Linked DNA regions of Mus musculus: region 2 is linked to region 1. Evidence: chromatin contacts called from ENCODE Hi-C or POLR2A ChIA-PET data. All regions are on one chromosome and are shown on one strand. The core of a region is the stretch at or near the end of the contact, and the rest is flanking DNA. Distances in the headings are between cores, read along the strand shown.

Region 1 (4,178 bases), core at 914-3,413:
TGGGTTGGGACTGAGCCCAGGGTCCTTGGCGGTTCTGGAAAGGTACCAACCAACCCACTGGTTTCCTGAATAATTTAATTATATAATCAGTTTTTCATATTTTTCACATTCAGCGTCTCAGGCAATCAATACAGAAAGGGCTATTCCTTTATTTACTGAATTTGTGTTTCTCCAAAAGGTTTAGAGGGAGCATAACCAATAAAAACAAAATGACTTGTGTTACTTAGGCTGCACTGAGATCACAGCATGATAATAAGGGCAAAAACAGGGAAATTGTTTTTTTCTCAAAATTCTTAGATGGCTTCCTATCACACTCAAGGAAAACCCTAGCTCTCTTCCCTAGCAGGTACACATTATTATGTCCTCATTTTATAAGGCTAGCATTGCAAAGTTAAGGAATGTGTATCGATTTGCCTGATAGGAATCAAGCCATCTACCCTGAGAAGACAATTTCACAAACGCCTAGCACAGGCTTTGGCAATGTTGAGGTTGAATGGGTTAGCCTTGCTTTAATCCACTCATCTAAGCATGATTCAGCCTGGCTGCTGAAGAAGTCAAAGGAATGCTATCTCTGTCTCCTGGGGAACCAGGACAAATCTAGAGAGAAAGATTTGACTTGTCCTACAAACATAGGTCCCTAGTGTGAATCTTCAGGGCTGCCAGGATGATCCTGCTACCGCAATCTGCTTCGTGCCTAATCTGTGTACAAAAGACCTTGCGAATCACACAGGTTCAATTCGGCTTTGAGATCAGGAAGTAAAAGCCATGACCTGGAAGGGGCCTGAACCGGGATGTCAACTTCACGAAGGTGGCCAGGGACATCTTGTAGAGCAAACTCCAAGCTGCAGCCAAATGTGGATTCAATTGTCAATGTAAACCCTACCCCACCCCCACCCCCACCCCCACCCCCAGAAACCACTTTTATGCGGCATCTGCTCTCCTATGCTTTTGGCTTAAATCATTTATTTTCAAAAGTTTTAATCCATTGGAAATTTAGAAGGGGATTGGGGAGGCAAAACTGATTCTGGACTACCTTAGTCAGGAAAGAAGTAAGAGCTGATTTTTTTTTTCCACCCGAGTCGTGCAGTCTGGCTGGAATGCATCCCAACTGGGGGATAGTCCTGAATACTCCAAGTCCTGAGGCCCGAGGAAAAGAAAAGCCTGTCTTCTCCTGAGTGATTCTCTTTCTCTATAGAAATCTCAGAATGGAACCGCTCTACAAATCATGTCCCGCGCTCTGCCTGAAAGAGGCTGTTCTTTTTTTTTTTTTTTTTTTTTTTTTTAAACCAGGCTTATCAAACAGAAGCGTTCTCCCTGAATAATAAGTGTGAGTGGGCTAATGGGTCATTTGGGGGAGAGAGGTCAAAAGGAAAAGGCCTCGGTGTTCAAAAGCGGAATCTGGCAATGCCAGCGGTCAAAGAGGAGAGTGCTGGCTGGACAGGCGTGATGTATCGGGTGTGTTCTATAGAACCTGCATGGGTTCCCACCTATCCTTTATCCTCGGAGGTCCTAGTGAGAAGAACCGGGAAGGCCTGGTGCTTATGAGTGAGTTCCTTTTCATTGAGAAAGAAATGTTTTCCAGCTCCTAGCAGACTGACTTAGCAAAGTACTTTGAACACTTGGGGGTGAGGGGAGCAGCCACAGAAAAGGGAAGGGGAAGAGAAAAGACAGGGAAAGAGAGCTATCAGCAGGGGTGGTTAGTAAAAAAAAAAGGGGGGGGTACTGGAGACAGAAAACCCTTTGTTCCTCCAGCTCGTTTCATGTAGAGATTGTAAGGTGAATGGCTTTGAAATGAAATGGGTTTATGAACTAGTTGCTAGGTCACAGGAAGCGCGATCGTCAGACTGCTTTGTGAATTCGGATTCTTTAAAACTTAGGTTACTCTCAAAAGGAACGTACCTCCTTTGTCTGGTTCCTATGTCTTTCCTCTTTATATTTTTATTTCTCCGGGTGGCTGGGGCCGCCTCCCCACTTTCTGTTTTCTCCTCCGCCCTTTTGATAACGTGAAAAGAAATGATCGTATTACACGCTCTTTGTCGGAGGGTTTCAGAAGTTAGAGGTGGGCGGGGTGGAGGCGTTACCTTCACCGCCACCAGCAGCCAATGGCGGCGCGGTATGCAAACGAGGCCCGCGCCGTGCTGGTCTGGATCTGGGCTGTGAGCTCAGAGACTCCGCAGTGCGCGGGAGGCGAAGGCTTCTCATTTCCATCCAGCCCAGCGCTCAATGGAGGGGCGGACTCTGCAGTGCCTCACTCACTGTGTGATTCGATAGGACCAGGGCTCATCAGATCACCGCCGAGATGAAGTACAAGGTAAGAGTGCCTTGTACGCCGTCTCCTGAGAAGCTAGAGGCAGCTGTGCCGGCCGGCGCCTTTCCCACCTTGACAACTGGGCAGGGATCCCTTGTGTGTCTGGTTTTGCCGAGCTGCGTCTGATCTCGCTTCCAGGCTTCCCCCGGGTGTACCGCCAGCAGACATGCGCTTTCAGATCCACTAGTTCTTGGTGCATGGTTCTGAAAGTTGTTGTGGGTGGCGGAAGGCGGTGGAGTAGAGTTAGCATAGGAGCCGCCGCCAGAGATCAGAGGGTGTCTAACTCGCCTCGCAGCAGGCAAGTCGCAGGTCTCTGCCTGACCAAAGCCAGCTTGGGGAGCCATAATAAGGAGAGTCAGAACTGCTGAGTCTCTGACAGGTTCTAAAAGCACCTTTTCAGATTTTTGCCTTAAGCACTTGATCTGGGAAGCTGTCTGCTCGAGGTCCTTTCGGTAGAAGCAGATTAAAAACCCAGACACTATCATAGGCGCGATGATGGAGAATTCCCACATCCTTATGAATAAATGGCTGTTAGTCATTTCTGGATAACTCTTTATTGGGGTTGAACGGGTCTGAAAGTATGAAGGCTCCGGCTGGCTTATTTTCCCTGACGCTTACAGAATGTCCTGCTCATAATTTTGGCAGCTCTATTTTCCACTGCATTTTGCACCACGGTTTCTGGGGTTACTCTTGGCAAAATGATTATGCCTTGCTCAGCACATCCCGTCTAATGAGGCAGTTTCCAAGGGACTTGGCCCAGTAGCAGTTCATGGCAATGACTTGGCGGTACTTACTTACGATCCTTTTTTTTAAAAAAAAATTTTTTTTTTAATTTTAATGGTGAAGAGACATGAGTCCTCGACTTTTAAAGGACTGTGTCATTTCAAAAATTCGTTTTGGTAAGGTGACTTAACAGAGCCAGTTAACTGACTTAGCTAGGGGCTAACTTGGCTTCCCTCTGCGGTATGTAGCCTCTGGCCCTTCCTTTGGGATAGAAGGCTGTAGCTAACAGCCACTGGTTCCCTGTCTATAAATCTTGTTCAAAAGCTGTGAGCCAAAGCATGAGTGATAGTTGTTGGGGAAGTTCCAGCAGTCTAAAGACCCAGATATCTATTGTCATCTCCTATCAGCTTTCCATTTCGTACATCTATGGGGAGGGGCAGAAGAAAGGAAAGCTCTAGGAGTCAGTCAGAAATGATGCAGCTTTCTACCTGGCAGGAACAGAATCTTTTTGGAAGTGATGGGGATACATGGTATCAAGCCTGCAATGTTGTTTTTTTTTTTTTCCTTCCCATTCTCCCTGTTGTTGAATCAAGACAGTGTTATAGAGAAAAGAGAAAGGATTAACTCTGTCCATCATTGGGACATTAAATAGCTGGTGTGAACTCTGAGTGCTGTAGTCTAGAAGGTGAGGACATGTGACGACATCTAAAGTCACTTTGGTTCAGTGACCTCATCATGTTTCGCTTTGCTCTTTATGGAAAGAAAATATCATGGGGACTGATGATTTACACTGCAGGTGAGAAACTGCAACTGGGGAATGCTTTCCACTTGGCTGAGTCTGCCCAGAGTTGAACACTTTGCCGAGCAATAGAAATACATGGTTATTTATCATCATCATCACCATCACCATCATCACCATCATCTCATTATTATTGTAGACAACTTCACCAGCAAAAACGCTATGCTCCCCAAGTAAACAACTCACACATGGGCACCCTGAGTTGACCATAGCAGAAGCGAGCCACTTTTCCCTCTGTCATAAAGTCTATTTAGCTAATGAAAGATAACTGTCTTTCAGGAGAGAATTAGTCATTCTGTGTAGGAGATGCTGAAGCAGAGGCATGATGGGTAAAGCGATACAAGTCCG
Region 2 (4,178 bases), core at 542-3,041, 250 kb before region 1:
CAGTAAATGGTGAGCTTATTGTCTCCTCTTAGGAGCTGAATTTGCTTGCTTATTTTGGACAGGCTAAGCAGTACAGGCTAAGCAGTACATGGCACAGCAGACAGCATCTCTTGACTATCAAGCTACATACGAAACAGCTTCAGTGAGCCAAGCTGGTCATTAATACAGGCAATATATATCACTAAGTTTTTAATCATTGTACTTTAATAAACAATTCATGCTTTATAAATGTGAATCTGTGGGCAAATACGAACAAGGTCATAAGTAAAATAAAGGGATCTATCTTGAGATGATCTTTATGTAAATTTAACTTTTCAGAACTATAAAAATGCAACTAAGAAGACGCCTCTGCTGGCTCCAGGGTCTCCTTTACTGGTGTGGTTTTCATAAGTAAGGAATTAAGCAACCTGAAAATTTATCTGGGTGGTACGCAATGCCGTTATATTTTTCTCCTTGAACATATGAACCCTGTATCATGCCAGATTTTGCCTATAAGTATACTACATACTATTAATTTGCTATCACACAGATTTTGAAATAGTAACGTTCAATTGGAGTTAAGACATTTTAAAGAACTGAGTTTTTGTTTGGGGTTTTGGTTGTGGTTTCACAAAAGCAGCTACTCCGGAGTCAAACTGTTGACCCTACTGCTTTCCAGTCAATATTACTCTTTAGACGCTATTTTTAAAACTCGGAACTCAAAAGAGTTTAAGCACTTCCACACTGAGAAAACCAGAAGTTTCTTCACAAGCAAACCTGCATATGAAATCATATTATGTGTACTAATGCTTACTCTGACAACCTGATGCTATAACGTAGCTAAACCCCATTCCCAATCACATTGATTAATGAAGGGAAATACACAGAATTCTCCAATTTCACAAATACAGCAACTTGAAGCCAGGAGACAGCCAGACAAAAGGAAATAGCAGAGAAGACAACTGTTTCGACTGCTCTAGACCTTGGTCCAGCCCCTGACCCCGCTATTATCTACTTAGTCATATCTCTCTCTCTCTCTCAACAAATAAAGGAACGAACGGTCGGTCCACCGTGATCACGGTGAGCAGGCAATAGGAGTACTGCAATTGGTTTGACATCTGTCAGCAAGAAAAAGGGCTAAACCAGGAAAGAAAGACTAAAAAAGATCGAAACTGCAAGAAGCGGTGTATGTGCGTGCGCGCGCGCACGGGGAAAGGCGGGGGGGGGGGGGGGGGTTAATGACAGAAACATGAACTGTGATCCAGTCGGGGCACTGGCGCGACTCGCGCGTGCTCCAGCGGCCCGCACCGGGCCGGGTTTGCGGACGCCCCGAACACCCGTGGAGTGGGTCCCCCACCGCTCCCTCCGCCCGGCGCATTACCCGTGAGGTTCCTCAGCACCGTGCCATGGGCCCAGAGGCTCAGGACCTGCTGCACCGACAGGTTGATCATCGAGTGGTCGGCGCCCTCCGCCCTCATCGTCCCCGCGGGGCGGCAGCGGGGCGCTCCGGGGGGCGCCGCTCGGCGGGTGTCGCAGGCAGCGTCCTCCCCGCCGGGGAGACATCGAGGAGCGCTGGCGGGCGAGGCCTGGGGCCGCGGGAGGGACCGCCGCTCCCGCTCAGGGCCCGCGTCGCGCCGCGGGGGCCCGCCACGCCACGAGGCCCGGGTCACGCCGTGAGGCCCGCGCGGAGCGGCAGCCGGCAGGGGCAGGCCGCGAGACGAGGCTCATCGCGGGGACGCGCGACGAGGCAGCGGCGCCCGGCCGCGGCACCTGCCGCCCGCCTGCCGCTCGGCCTTTGGGTAGCCAACACTCGAGGAGCCGCCCCCTCCGCCCGCGACCGCCCCGGGGCGCGCGCATGCGCGTGTCCGCTCCTCGGCCCCGCCTCCCCGGGGGTGAGCGGCTGCGCACGCGCACTGCCTCCCCCCCGCTCCTCGCGCGCGCGCGCGCGCCGCCCTAGGCACCCGGGAGCTCAGGCTGTCGTCGGCTCCCAGCGTCCGCCCGCAGTGGGGCGGAGGGAGCGCCACCTACGTCACTGGCGCCACCGCTGGGTCTCGCCGCTCATTGGCTGCTCCGAGGGAACAGACTCCAAGCCCCTCGCCCCCTCCTGACTGCGCGCCCCCGGAAACCTGAAACCGGTGAGCTGGGCGGGGATGAGAGAGCTGTGTATAGGTCCCGGGAGCTGCCAGGATTTTTGGAGCCTGCGCTTCGCTGCTCCAGATCCTTCCCTCTCCGTGAGGGCGTCTGCGAGCAACTTTTTGCAAAGGTGTAAATGCTCAAGATTTCATTTGTAGGGTTGTCTGAGAGTGCGTCCAGTGACCTGGATACGCCCCTCCCTTTGCTAAATCTACTAAAACAGAAATAGATCCTCTTTGTCATTTCAGCCAGTCTTCTGGCCGGCCAGCAGTAAAATACGAACTCCCCTTAGCTGCAGGATCTGAAACCACTTATTGACGCAGGGCCCCGTAGGTGTCCGAATGAATCCTCCTGGCCAAGGCTGGCTCTAGCGCTTCTTCCAGATAGGACTCTTTTCATCTAAAATTGTGAATCTCCCCAGCACTTAAACTAACTCAGCTTCGTCTCCCTGTCCTTCAAATCCAAGGTCAGCCTCAGAAGCATCTTAACTCCAGTTATGCTAGTTACAGTCTTCCTTGATGTTTGAAACCTTTTAACTTGAAATTAAAAAAAAAAAAATCGTGTTTGCATAAAAAACGTTAGTGCTCCTCACCCCATCCCCCTCGCCCAATTCCATCTTTTTCCAAATACTCTGCTGCTAAAGTTTACAGAAGGAAGTGAAGAAAGAATAGCTAAGCCAATCAAGTGTTTTTGCCCAGTAACTGAAGATTCGAATTGCCTAAATATTGTTGCTTTTGGTGAGCACCTTAAAAATGACAATAATGTATATGCAGGTTTATATTTATGCATGTTTTTGTTTTGCTCCCACAATATAGAAAAAAGTTTGGGCGTCATTAAGAGGAACCGTACTAAAACCTACTATGGTGTAGGGTTCAATGGCTGAATTAAATGTCAATTCAGGAGTATAGACTATCAGACATAAATGAGTTTAACATCAAATTCATTTTAGATAAAGAAGGGGCTTCATTTCTTTCTTTGTTGTTGTTGTTGTTGTTGTTGTTCTTCTTCTTCTTCTTCTTCTTCTTCTTCTTCTTCTTCTTCTTCTCCTATTTTTTTAAATTCTTCCTGGCAGCCATAGTATATGTCCTATCTTTCTAGTCTGAATTAAAGTTCAGAATGGGAAGTTAACCTCATGGTGCTGCGAAGGGATTTAACATTATTAGGTAACATGAGCACATTCACTGACAGATATAGCCAAGCCTCCGAAGGACATGTTAAACTCTCCTGTCGTCAGCTTACAAAATGAACCAGAAAACCTGCTTAACTAGCCAAAGAAGAGATGTTTGTAACAACCGCAGAAAATCACTCATGCTAATGGAGGGCTGTGGTTGCACCAACTACACAGAGGTCCCTTTTGTATCAGCAACACCCATCCTACTACTAGGCTGCCAGGAAAAACTGCTGCCCTAGGCAGAAGCAGTTGCAGGATCAGCTAGAGTCTATCAAGGGCTGTATAGCAAACAGTACAGGGCAAGCTGTTTGAAGCTCCCTTCCTAAGGCATCCATGGATTGTTCCAGATACTTGGTGCTGGTAGAGCGGCTGCTTGGCTGGCAGTCCTTTTGCTCAAGGCTGACAGAGATACAAGGGAGAGTCAACACCTGCCAAATGGTCAAACTAACCCATCCCCAACATCTTTATTAGTAGATGAATATTGGAAAGAGAGCCCATAATTTAAGAAATTACCATTAACAGTAATGGTGTTCATAATGTGTTTTAGCAGTATGTTGATAGTAGTTAACAGCTGCCTATCGCCTGATGGACAGATAGGCCCTCCTCATCTGCCTCACACACATGAGCCTGCCCACACAAGAGTCTTTACCCCAGCAAATGTTTACTGCTTATGTAACCTCAGGAAGATTATGTAAGGCTTCTAACTCTGTTGTTGTGAGTTTTTGTAACTTTCTTGTGAGTCCCTCTACATCCGTCCAAGGAGAAGCGTTCCCGTCTAAAGGAAAATCCTATACGACGACGTTTGAGGTTGGCTCTATGATTGTTTCCGATACTATCACTGCAACTGATAAAACATTTCGGTTGAGAATCTATTGTCCATTCACTCCAAACAATC

Evidence for each region. A loop is a pair of places that touch in the nucleus more often than their neighbours do. ChIA-PET counts read pairs that join two places held with the same protein, here RNA polymerase II (POLR2A).
Region 2: a map of left cerebral cortex shows a loop between it and region 1 (6-fold over the local background). The contact joins the promoter of Tmem170b here to the promoter of Nedd9 in region 1. A Hi-C loop is called at or near these places in 1 of 37 maps with a recorded cell type or tissue (left cerebral cortex). POLR2A ChIA-PET finds 5 or more read pairs at or near these places in 3 of 5 experiments (Patski and embryonic stem cell).

The regions. Positions count from the first base shown.
Region 1 is chr13:41,356,986-41,361,163 of GRCm38, reverse strand. It overlaps Nedd9 (neural precursor cell expressed, developmentally down-regulated gene 9), which reads left to right and starts at 2,163. Exons shown (of 7, transcript NM_017464.5): 1 at 2,163-2,311. The coding sequence starts at 2,300.
Region 2 is chr13:41,603,495-41,607,672 of GRCm38, reverse strand. It overlaps Tmem170b (transmembrane protein 170B), which reads right to left and starts at 1,791. Exons shown (of 3, transcript NM_001163572.2): 1 at 1,361-1,791. The coding sequence starts at 1,457. It overlaps Gm32184 (a long non-coding RNA gene), which reads left to right and starts at 1,597. Exons shown (of 3, transcript XR_382252.4): 1 at 1,597-2,114.